2 separate regions of the Homo sapiens genome follow, and region 2 is linked to region 1. The links are chromatin contacts, found by Hi-C or POLR2A ChIA-PET in ENCODE. All regions are on one chromosome and are shown on one strand. The core of a region is the stretch at or near the end of the contact, and the rest is flanking DNA. Distances in the headings are between cores, read along the strand shown.

Evidence for each region. Hi-C counts contacts between places; a loop is a spot of excess contacts on that map. ChIA-PET counts read pairs that join two places held with the same protein, here RNA polymerase II (POLR2A). Pooled maps may share reads with other maps.
Region 2: a pooled map shows a loop between it and region 1 (9-fold over the local background). The contact joins the promoter of GPR15LG here to the enhancer-like site in region 1. A Hi-C loop is called at or near these places in 1 of 37 single-sample maps with no recorded cell type and 2 of 50 pooled maps. POLR2A ChIA-PET finds 5 or more read pairs at or near these places in 1 of 52 experiments (activated CD4-positive, alpha-beta T cell).

The regions. Positions count from the first base shown.
Region 1 is chr10:80,185,826-80,191,235 of GRCh38, forward strand. All of the region lies in intron 1 of ANXA11 (annexin A11), which reads right to left. Among named protein-coding and RNA genes, the nearest start is that of ANXA11, 17 kb to the right of the region's middle. RefSeq lists enhancers at 319-819, 2,460-2,559. Within about 2 kb of position 2,131, at least 26 of the 41 ENCODE cell types and tissues checked have a DNase peak (open chromatin) inside an H3K27ac peak, as active enhancers do.
Region 2 is chr10:84,171,105-84,176,514 of GRCh38, forward strand. It overlaps GPR15LG (G protein-coupled receptor 15 ligand), which reads left to right and starts at 2,697. Exons shown (of 3, transcript NM_207373.3): 1 at 2,697-2,817; 2 at 5,376-5,410. The coding sequence starts at 2,748. It overlaps CERNA2 (competing endogenous lncRNA 2 for microRNA let-7b), which reads right to left and starts at 972. Exons shown (of 2, transcript NR_134505.1): 1 at 618-972. RefSeq lists enhancers at 291-792, 707-756, 1,107-1,346, 2,167-2,216.

The DNA.
Region 1 (5,410 bases), core at 881-3,380:
TTCCTCACAGAGCCCACTGGCCCCAGGGACTAGTATTTTAAGAACAGAGCTTTAGAAACACTGGTATGATGAAATAGCATGGAATTCAGAATCAGGATACCTGGCTTCTAAGTCCGGTTTCACTGTATGAAACTTCATTACATACTTCATTAAAGGTACTTCATTAAAGTACTTCATTAAAGGCAATGGAGGATGGTGAGAAGAACACAGACTCTGAAGCCAGACTACCCAGGTTCACATCCTAGTCCTGCTCCCCACCAGCAACGCGATCTTGACAGTTTACGAGACCTTTCTGCACCTCAGTTTTCCCCATCTGTAAAATGGGGATATTAACAGTTTAATACCAAGTTTGTTCCCATTATATCATGTAACATATCATGACATCCTGTTTCTCCAAAACAAAATAAGAAAGAGAGGACCCTGGGCTATTTGATAATGCCCAGGATGAGAACTGTGGGGACTGAAGGGGGAAGGAGGGGGGTAGGAGAGAAACACGGAACTGGGGAGGGTCAGGGCAGTGTGACAGGTGGAGGATGGGAGTGGGGAGCACACTGGCATGGCTGTGTTGGATTTTCCAGCCTCCCAATAGAGAAAGCACCAACAGGAAATTGGCGCTGTTTTCTTTCCATCCCCTCCACGTGCCTGGGTGTATGGGGGCCTGCTCCACTCCAAGAGTAGAGGGGACAGCGAAGGCAAGACTGATGGTGGAGGGAGGCCACCGGGCAGGGAGATATGAAAGACCCTCGGAGAGTAAACCTGCCTGGGAGAGGGACCCGCAGAGGCAGGGCCTCAGCCTGCATGAAGCTCCAACCCTGCGGGCACCAGAGCCTGTCCTCAGAATTTTCACTGAGGTGTGGCATGGATGGGGCCATCTTCTCTCCTCCTGCCTGCCTCTCCAGACCAGGTGCTGAGAAGGGGGATGGGGGCAAGTGAGGAGGAACTCACTTTCCATACAACGCAGACCGAGAGCACACAGCGTCACACGCAGATCTCTCCGTCACGCTCCTCCATGGCAGGCTTCCCTGGAAGCCAGGCCACTCCTCTTTGTGGGCAGAGTCACCTCTGAGGCCTGCCCACACCAAACAGGCTCACATAAGAGCCAATGCTCAGTCAAATGCTGAGTCCAATTCAGAATTTCTGAGGAGTGGAAAGTGGGCAGCAGAGGAAGAAAGTGACAGAGACACAGTGCTAATATCTGGCTGCCTCGCAGGCCAGCACGTGATGGGCACTCAGGTCCTGGAGGACGCTGAGGTTCTTGCAACAGACACAGTGGCAGTGACAGAAAAAGCCCCCCACCCAAGTCCTGACTCCAAAGTGTGGCCAGGACCTGCTATAGTTTGAATACTTCTGTCTCCCCAAAATTCATTTATTGAAATCCCAACTCCCAGTGTGATGACATTTGGAGGCGGGGCCTCTGGAAGGTTATGAGGTTGGAGTCCTCATGAATGGGATTCATGGCCTTATAAAAGAGATCCCAGAGGGCCCAACCCTTTCCACCATGTGGGGACACAGGGAGAAGGTGCTATCCTATTTGTGAACCAGAAAGTGGGCCCTCACCAGACACTGAGTCTGCTGGCACCTTCATCTTCAACTTCCAGCCTCCAGAACTGTGAGCAATGTACTTCTGTTGTTTATAAGCCACCCGGTCTATGATATTTTATTACAGCAGCTTGAACGGATTTAGACGGAACCTAAGGATGCACGCGCATGTGCGCGCGTGCACACACACACACACACACACACACTCTCTCTCTCTCTCACACACTCCCAAAAAGGGAAACAGTGGGTTGTGTTTATAAGTGCAGGTGGCAGGGGCGGGGAGGAGACACAGGTCTCTGTCTTTGTTTACCCACTTCCGCAAGGGGAAGCCACCGCCAGTTACACCACCTGAGCAGAGGGAGCTTCTGCCAGGGCCCGCCTAGGAGGGACCAGCAAAACAATGGTAGTGAGCTGATGTCAATTGGGCACAAGTCCCAGGGTGGCTGAGGCTTCCCTGTCAATCCCACCCCTCTTAGCTGTCAGGTCACTCCAGTTACTGCAAAGTCCAACCCAGCTTCTCCCAGATCTCCTGGGCCCACAGGGATGTGCCACACCCCAAGTCCTGTGGTAGTTACTATCTACAAGACAACCCTTGCAGCAGCTCTGCCGGAAGGAAGCAGAAACTTCTCTAAACCCTTCCCTCATTTTGCAGTGGGAGGTAAAGGGAAGCTCTGCAGCTCCAAGACACTGGGCCTGAGCCTCACTGACATTGGCTTTCACAATGTCTACCCCTAGATTCTTGGCAGGCTTCTACCACCCCCAATTACTCTCTCTCACACACTCTAAACCAGCTCCCCCATCTTTTCACGGCCCACACTCCCCCGTCAAGGGCCCCAAACATCACAGGACAGTCACAAGGGACTTCTCAATTCTGCTGCATGAGTTTTACCGCAGCCCACACAGCTCTGATATCATCTTCTAACACTGCTGCTAGGCCACTGGGATGGTACACAGGGTTTGGAGTCCAGTGACAATGATTCCATTCTAGCTCTACCTCTTGTTAGCTGTGTGACCCTGGATATATAGATTGACCACTCTGAGCCTTTCTCCTCACCTGTGAAAAGAGGAAAAATGCATCCATCTCATTACACAGCTGTGAGAATGTAGTATTCTCACATATATATATATATATATATATATATATATAGCACTACAACAGGTATTAGCACACAGCAGGTGCTCAGTTAATTTTAACTTAGTCCCTAGGAGGCATTAGCCTGGAGCCAAGGTCTGGTTCCTAACGCAACTGCTTGCTGTGTGACCCCCCTGGGCAACTTAACCTCTCCGAACCTCCATTCTATCTGCAAAGACCTGATGTACCCCACCTACCTTGGATTACTATGAGGACTAAAAGTAAAAAGAACAGGAACGCGCTTTGTAAAGCAGGACACAGTTATCTTCACTCTGTGACCAACACGCCTAGTGGCCAAAGAAGCCAGGCTCTGACATTTCGAGAGGGAGAAAAGGGTCACAGATCCTGGGCACACACTAAACTCAGGTGTCAGGCTCCCGCCAGGGGACCAGCCCAGCCCACACAGTGAGGGGAGTGTCCAGCCAACCCTTAGGGTCCCGGGGCCTCAGGAAAATGCTGGTAAGGGGAGGGGTAGAGGGAGGGCTTTTCAGAGCCTGAAACTCAGCTACCATCAGCTTCTCTGATTAGGTCCCTCAAAGACATCCCCGGTACCTGTGAATGCGTTACTTTAGGTGGCAAAAGGGACTGTCCTGAGGTGATTAGGGTTACCCGCCATGAAATGGGGAGACTAGCCTAGATTATCCGGGTGGGCCCAATCCAGTGAGAAGCGTCCTTCAAAGCAGAGAGCCTTTGTTGCTGGGTTAAGGATGAAAAGGAAGAATAAGAAGGACAGAGTCCAAGCATGAGAGGGATTCCACCCATGGAGGAAAAGGGCCAAGTGCCACGGAACTCAAATGGCCTCTAAAGCTGGAAAGGGCAAGGAAGCATTCACCTCTAGGGCCACCAGACAAAGACACAACCCTGCCAACACCTTCATTTTAGCACCATGAGATCCAAAAGACCCTGAGATAAAACTGTAAAGATAAAAAAACCATGTGGTAAAATAGTGCAGCCACTATGGAAAACAGTATGGAGATTCCTCAAAAAATTAAACATAGAACTACCATACGATCCAGCAATCTCACTCCTGGGCATACAGGCCGAGTACCTCTCATTCAAAATGTGTGGGATCAGCAATGTTTCAGACATTGTGGTCTTCAGACCAGATGACTTCAGATTTTGGAATACTGGCATCATACTTACCATTGTGTATCCAAAATCCAAAAATCCAAAATCCAAAATGCTTCAATGAGCACTTCCTTTGAGCGTCATGTTGGAGCTCACAAAGTTTCGGACTTTGGAACATTTCAGATTTGGGATACTCAACCTATATACCTAAAGGAAATGAAAGCAGGGACTCCAACAGACATTTGTATACCCATGTTCATAGCAGCCTCATTCACAGTAGTCAAAAGGTGGAAACAACTCAAGTGCCCATTGATGGATGAATGGATAAACAAAACAAGATCTCCACATAAAAAGAGAATATCATTCAGCCTCAAAACAGAAGAAAACTGACATATGCTACAATGTGGATAAATCTTCAACACATTATGCTAAATGAAACAAGCCAGGCACAAAAGAACAAATACTTCTGATTCCACCTATATGAAGTCTCCAAAGGAGTCAAATTCCTAAGGACAGAAAGTAGACTGCTGTTGGCCAGGGCTCAGGTAAGAGGGAATGGGGAGTTTACATTTCCTGAGTACAGAGTCAGTTTGGGAAGATGAGAACCTTCTGGAGATGCATCGTAATGACTGTTGCACAACGAAGTGAATGTATTTAACACCACTGAACTGCACACCTAACAGTGGGTAAAATGGTAAATTTTACGTTGTGTATATTTTTACCACAAAAAGAGTTGCATGGTTTTAAGCCACAAGTTTGTGGTAATTTGTTACAGCAGTAATTGAAAACTAATTATTGAAAACTATTTGAGGTGATGGATATATTAACTAGTTTGCTTTATTTCACATTGTATTCATAGATTATAACATCACTTTGTACTCCATAAATTTACATAATTATAAATGTTAATTTACAATAAATTTTTTTTTTTTTTTTTTTGAGACGGAGTCTCGCTCTTTTGCCCAGGCCGGACTGCAGTAGCCCTATCTTGGCTCACTGCAAGCTCCACCTCCTGAGTTCATGCCGTTCTCCCGCCTCAGCCTCCTGAGTAGCTGGGATCACAGGCGCCCGCCACCGCGCCCAGCTAGTTTTTTGTATTTTTAGTAGAGACAGGGTTTCACCATGTCAGCCAAGATGGTCTCGATCTCCTGACCTCGTGATCCGCCTGCCTTGGCCTCCCAAAGTGCTGGGGTTACAGGCGTGAGCCACCACGCCTGGCCAAAAAATTTTTAAAGAAAACTATTGGCCAGGCACGGTGGCTCACGCCTGTAACCCCAGCACTTTGGAAGGCCAAGGTGGGCGGACTGCATGAGGCCAGGAGTTTGAGACCAGCCTGGGCAACATAGTGAGACCCTGTCTCTACTAAAAATACAAAAATTGGCCAGGCACAGAGACTCATGCCTATAATCCAAGCACTCTGGGAGGCTGAGGCAGGCGGATCACCTGAGGTCAGGAGCTTGAGACCAGCCTGGCCAACATGGCAAAACCCCATCTCTACTAAAAATACAAAATTAGCTGGGTGTGGTGGCATGCACCTGCAATCCCAGCTACTCGAGAGGCTGAGGCAGGAGAATTACTTGAACCCGGGAGGTGGAGGCTGCAGTGAGCCGAGATCATGCCATTGCACTCCAGCCTGGGCAAAAAGAGCAAACCTCTGTCTCAAAATAAAAT
Region 2 (5,410 bases), core at 1,447-3,946, 4.0 Mb after region 1:
GGTCTGGGTGCCTTGGCTTACAGGTTGCCCTGTGTCATACCGTTGAAACAAGGGACCTGTCCAGGCTTCTTTCTGATGACCAACCCACTCTAATGCTGGCCAGTCTATTTCACACAAAGTTCTAAGTTTTCCTGGTGTCACAGTAACATCGTAATCTCCCTTAAATTCTTTCTTGAAATTTTTATTTTTTTTAACATAGTTCCTAGTGGGGTGGGCTTATTTTTGCCTGACCCATGCTTCTTCAAGACAAAACACCATGTTCACACCACACACACACCACAAAACAAAAAACAGGTAAAAAGGGCACACACACACTTTTGCAGTTTACACCAAACCAAAATCAGAGTATCCAGAAATCCAAGCCAGGTCAAAACTAAAACCAAAGTATCACACAATCTAAGTCAAGTCAAAACCAGAACAAAAGTGTCAATGCAGGCATGCCGTGGGTGATCAGGCCATGTTTCCACCCAGATGGAGTAGGGCAAGTTCCAAAGACTAGTCTTACCAACTCAAGCCAAGTCAAAACCAGAACAAAATGCCAATACAGGCACACTGTGGGTGATCAGGCCACGCTTCCACTCAGATGGAGTGGGGCAAGTTCCAAAGACTAGTCTTACCAAGTTGTAGATGTCCGGACTCCAAGTGCCAGTTCCTTCCTGGTGTTCAGCCACTGTGTTAATCTTCCGTGGGGGCCTGCTACACGCTGCTCTGGCAAGGCGTTCCATTGGGGCAATTGCCTACCCGGGAGCGCTCTTTGGATCACGTCACTCAGGCTGGCCGGAGTTCCCCTCACGGATGCTCCACAGGGCAGGCCTAAGCCGCCTAAGGGGCTGCCTCGGCCATCCGTCAGTCACCTCGTTTCCCAGTCAGGGAACCAAGAAATGTAGCAGGGTGAGCCGCAGACAAAACCTCTCAGACACTGAGTTGTAGAAGGCAGGGCTTTATTCAGCTGGGAGCATCGGCAAGCTACTGCCTTCAAATCTGAGCTCCCTGAATACACAATTTCTGTTCCTTTTAAGGGCTCACAACACTAAAGATTTCACATGAAAGGGTCGTGATTGATTTGAGCAAGCAGGCGGTACGTGACAGGGGCTGCATGCACCGGTGGTCAGAGAGAAACAGAACAGGGCAGGGAGTTTCACAATGTTCTTCTATACAATGTCTGGAATCTATGAATAACATTGGTTTTTAAGTTATGAGTTGATTTTTAACTACTGGGTTTAGTCCAGGCAGGCCCAGGCCTGGTTTCAGGCCTGGCGCCGGGCTGCCTGTCTTTGGTTTTACTTCCTTGTTTTTTCTTAAAAGAGGTACTGAGTATAAAACAATATAAAACAATATGAGAGGGTATCTCTCTTCCCTCAGTTTGGGAGTGGAGGTTTGAGAGCAGCCCAGGCAGAGGCTCATCAGGGTGCATGGGAAACATCCTAATTTCTTCCGAAAAATATTCCTCCTACCCACCACCTCTCATAGGCCCAGGGGCTCTGAACCCTCTGACACCATCTGAGGCCAGAGCCTAGCAAGTGTTCAGGCACCCATGCACCATTATTAAAGGGAACTCAGACCCACTCTGATGGAAAAGGAGCCCAAAGCATTCCTGTCATCAGTCTCTACCCGGCTGAAGGATCCCCCGGCCTCCCTTTTGCCAGTCTGATTCCTCTGCTGGTCCAGGAAGCCCACCATGACCTGGCCTACCATGCCAGGCCATCTCCGACCCAATCTTATTCCATCTCTGCAGAGTGTCCCCTCCCTCCCCCACCTTCTGACTGAGCAACCTACGTCCCCTTCCTTCAGTATAGACAGCACTTACAATGCTGTGAGACAGTCACTTGTCTGCACAGCTTCCTCCACCAACAGGAGCTCCTTGAGGCGAGGCACAGTGTCTTCTGTGTCCCTGGAGCCAAGCGCATGGCTCAGCCCAGGTCACGTGTCCAGTGAATGGGTGGCATCTGAGCCTCCTGCACCTGTGGTCAGACTTTCCCCCATGCCTGCCCTGGGCAGAGGCTCCTCTCTTCCAGGCCTTGTTCAGGGTGACCCTGTACTTGAAGTGTCTTCTCATTTCATCACTGTCTTAAACATCAAAGTCCACCTGTGGCCCCACCTCCTTTAAGAGCTGTGTGAGCACCTTGGTGCAGATGGCTTCTCATACATGCCTCAATACAGGCTTGTGAGAGAGATAGTCCTGTGCCCATTTCACAGATGGGAAGCCGACTCAAAGACATTCAAGGACAAGTTTGATGTCACACTGCTAAGTGGCAGAACCAGGACTCAAACCCAGGTCATCTGACTCCAGGACCTGTGCTCTCTACATCTCATTGGTTACTCAAGACTCATCCTTGGATCAGAACCTGCAAGGGTTTTATGATCCTTTTTCCAGACACAGCTGAGGAATGAGCAGGAAGAGCTGCATTTGATAGGATTATTACTGACACTAAAAGTTAACGTTCAACTCTAGACAGTGGCTCTTCCTGGGCAGTTGGTTCCTGCTCTCACCACTGAAGCCAGTTCTGAAACCTCTCTGGGCTGGGCATTTACAGCTTTCTGTGTTACAGGTTACTAAATGCATCTTGAAAGGCTGGTTTTCCTCTTGGGAGGGGCTGACTTTACCCTTTAGGAGAATTGCAAGGCTACTAGGGCTCTGCCCATTGGGAAACACCTCTCTATGACTCTATAAATGTCCAAGGTGGCCCCAAGGGAGGACTTCTGCAGCACAGCTCCCTTCCCAGGACGTGAAAATCTGCCTTCTCACCATGAGGCTTCTAGTCCTTTCCAGCCTGCTCTGTATCCTGCTTCTCTGCTTCTCCATCTTCTCCACAGAAGGTAGGGCAGCCCCCAGGGTGCAGATCCCTGAGCAGGATTTCAGCATCTGGGAAGACTCTGATCAGGATTTGTTGGAGGGCAGGCCTTGGCGGGCAGGCCTTGGCAGGCAGTCCTGAGCCCCGGAAAGATGGGCTCTTTCTCCTGAACCTATAGGTTTGGGGCTCAGGACTGCCTGCAGGTGGCTTGGGGGTTCCATTCACAGCCCCTGCACCCCCAAATACATACCCAGCCTAAGTAAAGTGGTGTGTTCGCCATGCAAACACACATACAACCTCTCAGCTAGATTACTGTGCTTAAGTCCTACCTATCTAGAATTTCTGGAGCCATTCTCTTGTACTTGTGTCATGCTTGGAACAGAGTAAATTAGTGTTGGGCAAATGAATACATTAATTAGTAGACCATCTAAGTCTGAACATCCCAAAACCTCATGCCCAGAAAATATCCATGAGCAGCTGAAATGAAGGTGTGTGTGGTAGGGAGGTGGGGTATGTTTATGCATGTTTAGAAGGGGACACCATCTTTTTACCTCTATAGATATGAATATTTAGCTCTCTTGCCCTTTTTTCTTTTTTCTTTTTTTTTTTTTTTTTGAGATGGAGTCTTGCTCTGTCACCCAGGCTGGAGTGCAGTGGCGCTATCTCAGCTCACTGCAATCTCCGCCTCCTGGGTTCAAGCAATTCTCTGCCTCAGCCTCCCAAGTAGCTGAGATTACAGGTGCCCACCACCAAGCCCAGCTAATTTTTGTATTTTTAGTACAGACAGGTTTCACCATCTTGGCCAGGCTGGTCTTGAACTCCTAACCTCGTAATCCTCCCACCTCGGCCTCCCAAAGTGCTGGGATTACAGGCGTGAGCCACCATGCCTGGCTGCCTTTCTTGATTCAGATAGCTGAGTGTTTCAATCCATTTTTCTCTTGTCTAACCCTCTAGAAACTGCCTACATTTATTTTTTGTTTTAGTGGTTATGGTTACTCAAACTTTTGGGTGGGGGGAGCTGGAGCTATAGAAATATATAAAGAGAAGAAAAACACTCAATTCCATGATTCAAGAGTAGCCATGTTCAACATTTTGTTTATTTCCTTGCATGTAGAATTTTTAAAAATTAATTGATGTACCTATATGTTCAAGGTTATATCTTTTTTATTTATCACTATATATATTGTTATAATCACCCAAAATGCTTATGATTGAAGATATTCTGGAAGCATTTACAACCCAGTGTCAGCAGCAGCCATCTCTGAGTAGTGGGATTATAACAAGTGTTTGTTTTACAAAGTTTCTGCGATGAAAATGTGCCACATATATAATAAGGAAAACAGTGATTAGAATTCCTCATAAACACAGCCCGTGACATGCAATTTATCAGACCTCTATTTTTGGACATGTTGGAGGTTGCCAGTGATACCCTAGTGACAATTAAATGAGGATAGATACCTTCCCCCATAAAGTTTCCTATCCATTTAGGACTATCTGTAGCAAACTCTTGAAGTAGCATTAATCAACTAATATTTTCAGGTATAACTTGCTACAAGTGAACGTACTATGATGAATTTACATGCTTAGACATTTAGATAGTTCACAATTGTGTGCTTTTCCTTTTTTGAAGCAAGATCTTGCTCTCTTGCCCAGGTCGGAGTGCAGTGGCATGACCACGGCTCAGTGCAGGCTTGACTTCCAGGGCTCAAGCAATACTCGCACCTCAGGTTTTCCAGTAGCTGGGAAAACAGGTGCGCACCACAATGCCCTGCTAATTTTTAAAATTTTTTGCAGAGACGAGGTCTCTCTAAGTTGCCCAGGCTGGTCTTGAACTTCTGGACTCAAGCCATCCTCCCACCTTGGCCTCCCAGAGTGCTAGGATCACAGGCATGAGCCACCACACCTGGCCTACTTTGCACATTTTAATTATGTGGTAAAAGGTATATATGTACATAAAGTATGTCCTTTATTCAGGCTTTTTTTCTTTTTTTCTTTTTTTTATTTTTTTGAGACGAAGTTTTTGCTCTTGTTGTCCAGGCTGGAGTGTAATGGCATGCTCTTGGCTCACCACAACCTCCGCCTCCCGGGTTCAAGTGATTCTCCTGCCTCAACCTCCTGAGTAGCTGGGATTACAGGCATGCACCAACATGCCAGGCTGATTTTGTATTTTTAGTAGAGATGGGGTTTCTCCATGTTGGTCAGGCTGGTCTCGAACACTCGACCTCAAGTGATCCGCCCACCTCAGCCTCCCAAAGAGCTAGGATTACAGGCATGAGCCACCACACCCAGCTCAGGCTTATTTTCTTAGGCTAGATTGCCAAGGGGAGAATTATTATGTCAAAGAAACTACTTATTGGACAGGAATCTGAAAAGGATGTGTTTTGGGGCCATGTGTCTCCCAACATTGTTATTTCTGAAAAGTAAATCACAACAAGGCCCACTCTTTCCCTAGGACCTCTCGTAGCCTGGCTCATCCTGAGTTTCTCTGGATAAATATTCCTGAGCCCTGTGCCTTGGAAGGGGAAGCTCACTCACAGACAAGCCCACTAAAGACAGTCTCTCTTCCTTTGTGTCCACCCTCAGGGAAGAGGCGTCCTGCCAAGGCCTGGTCAGGCAGG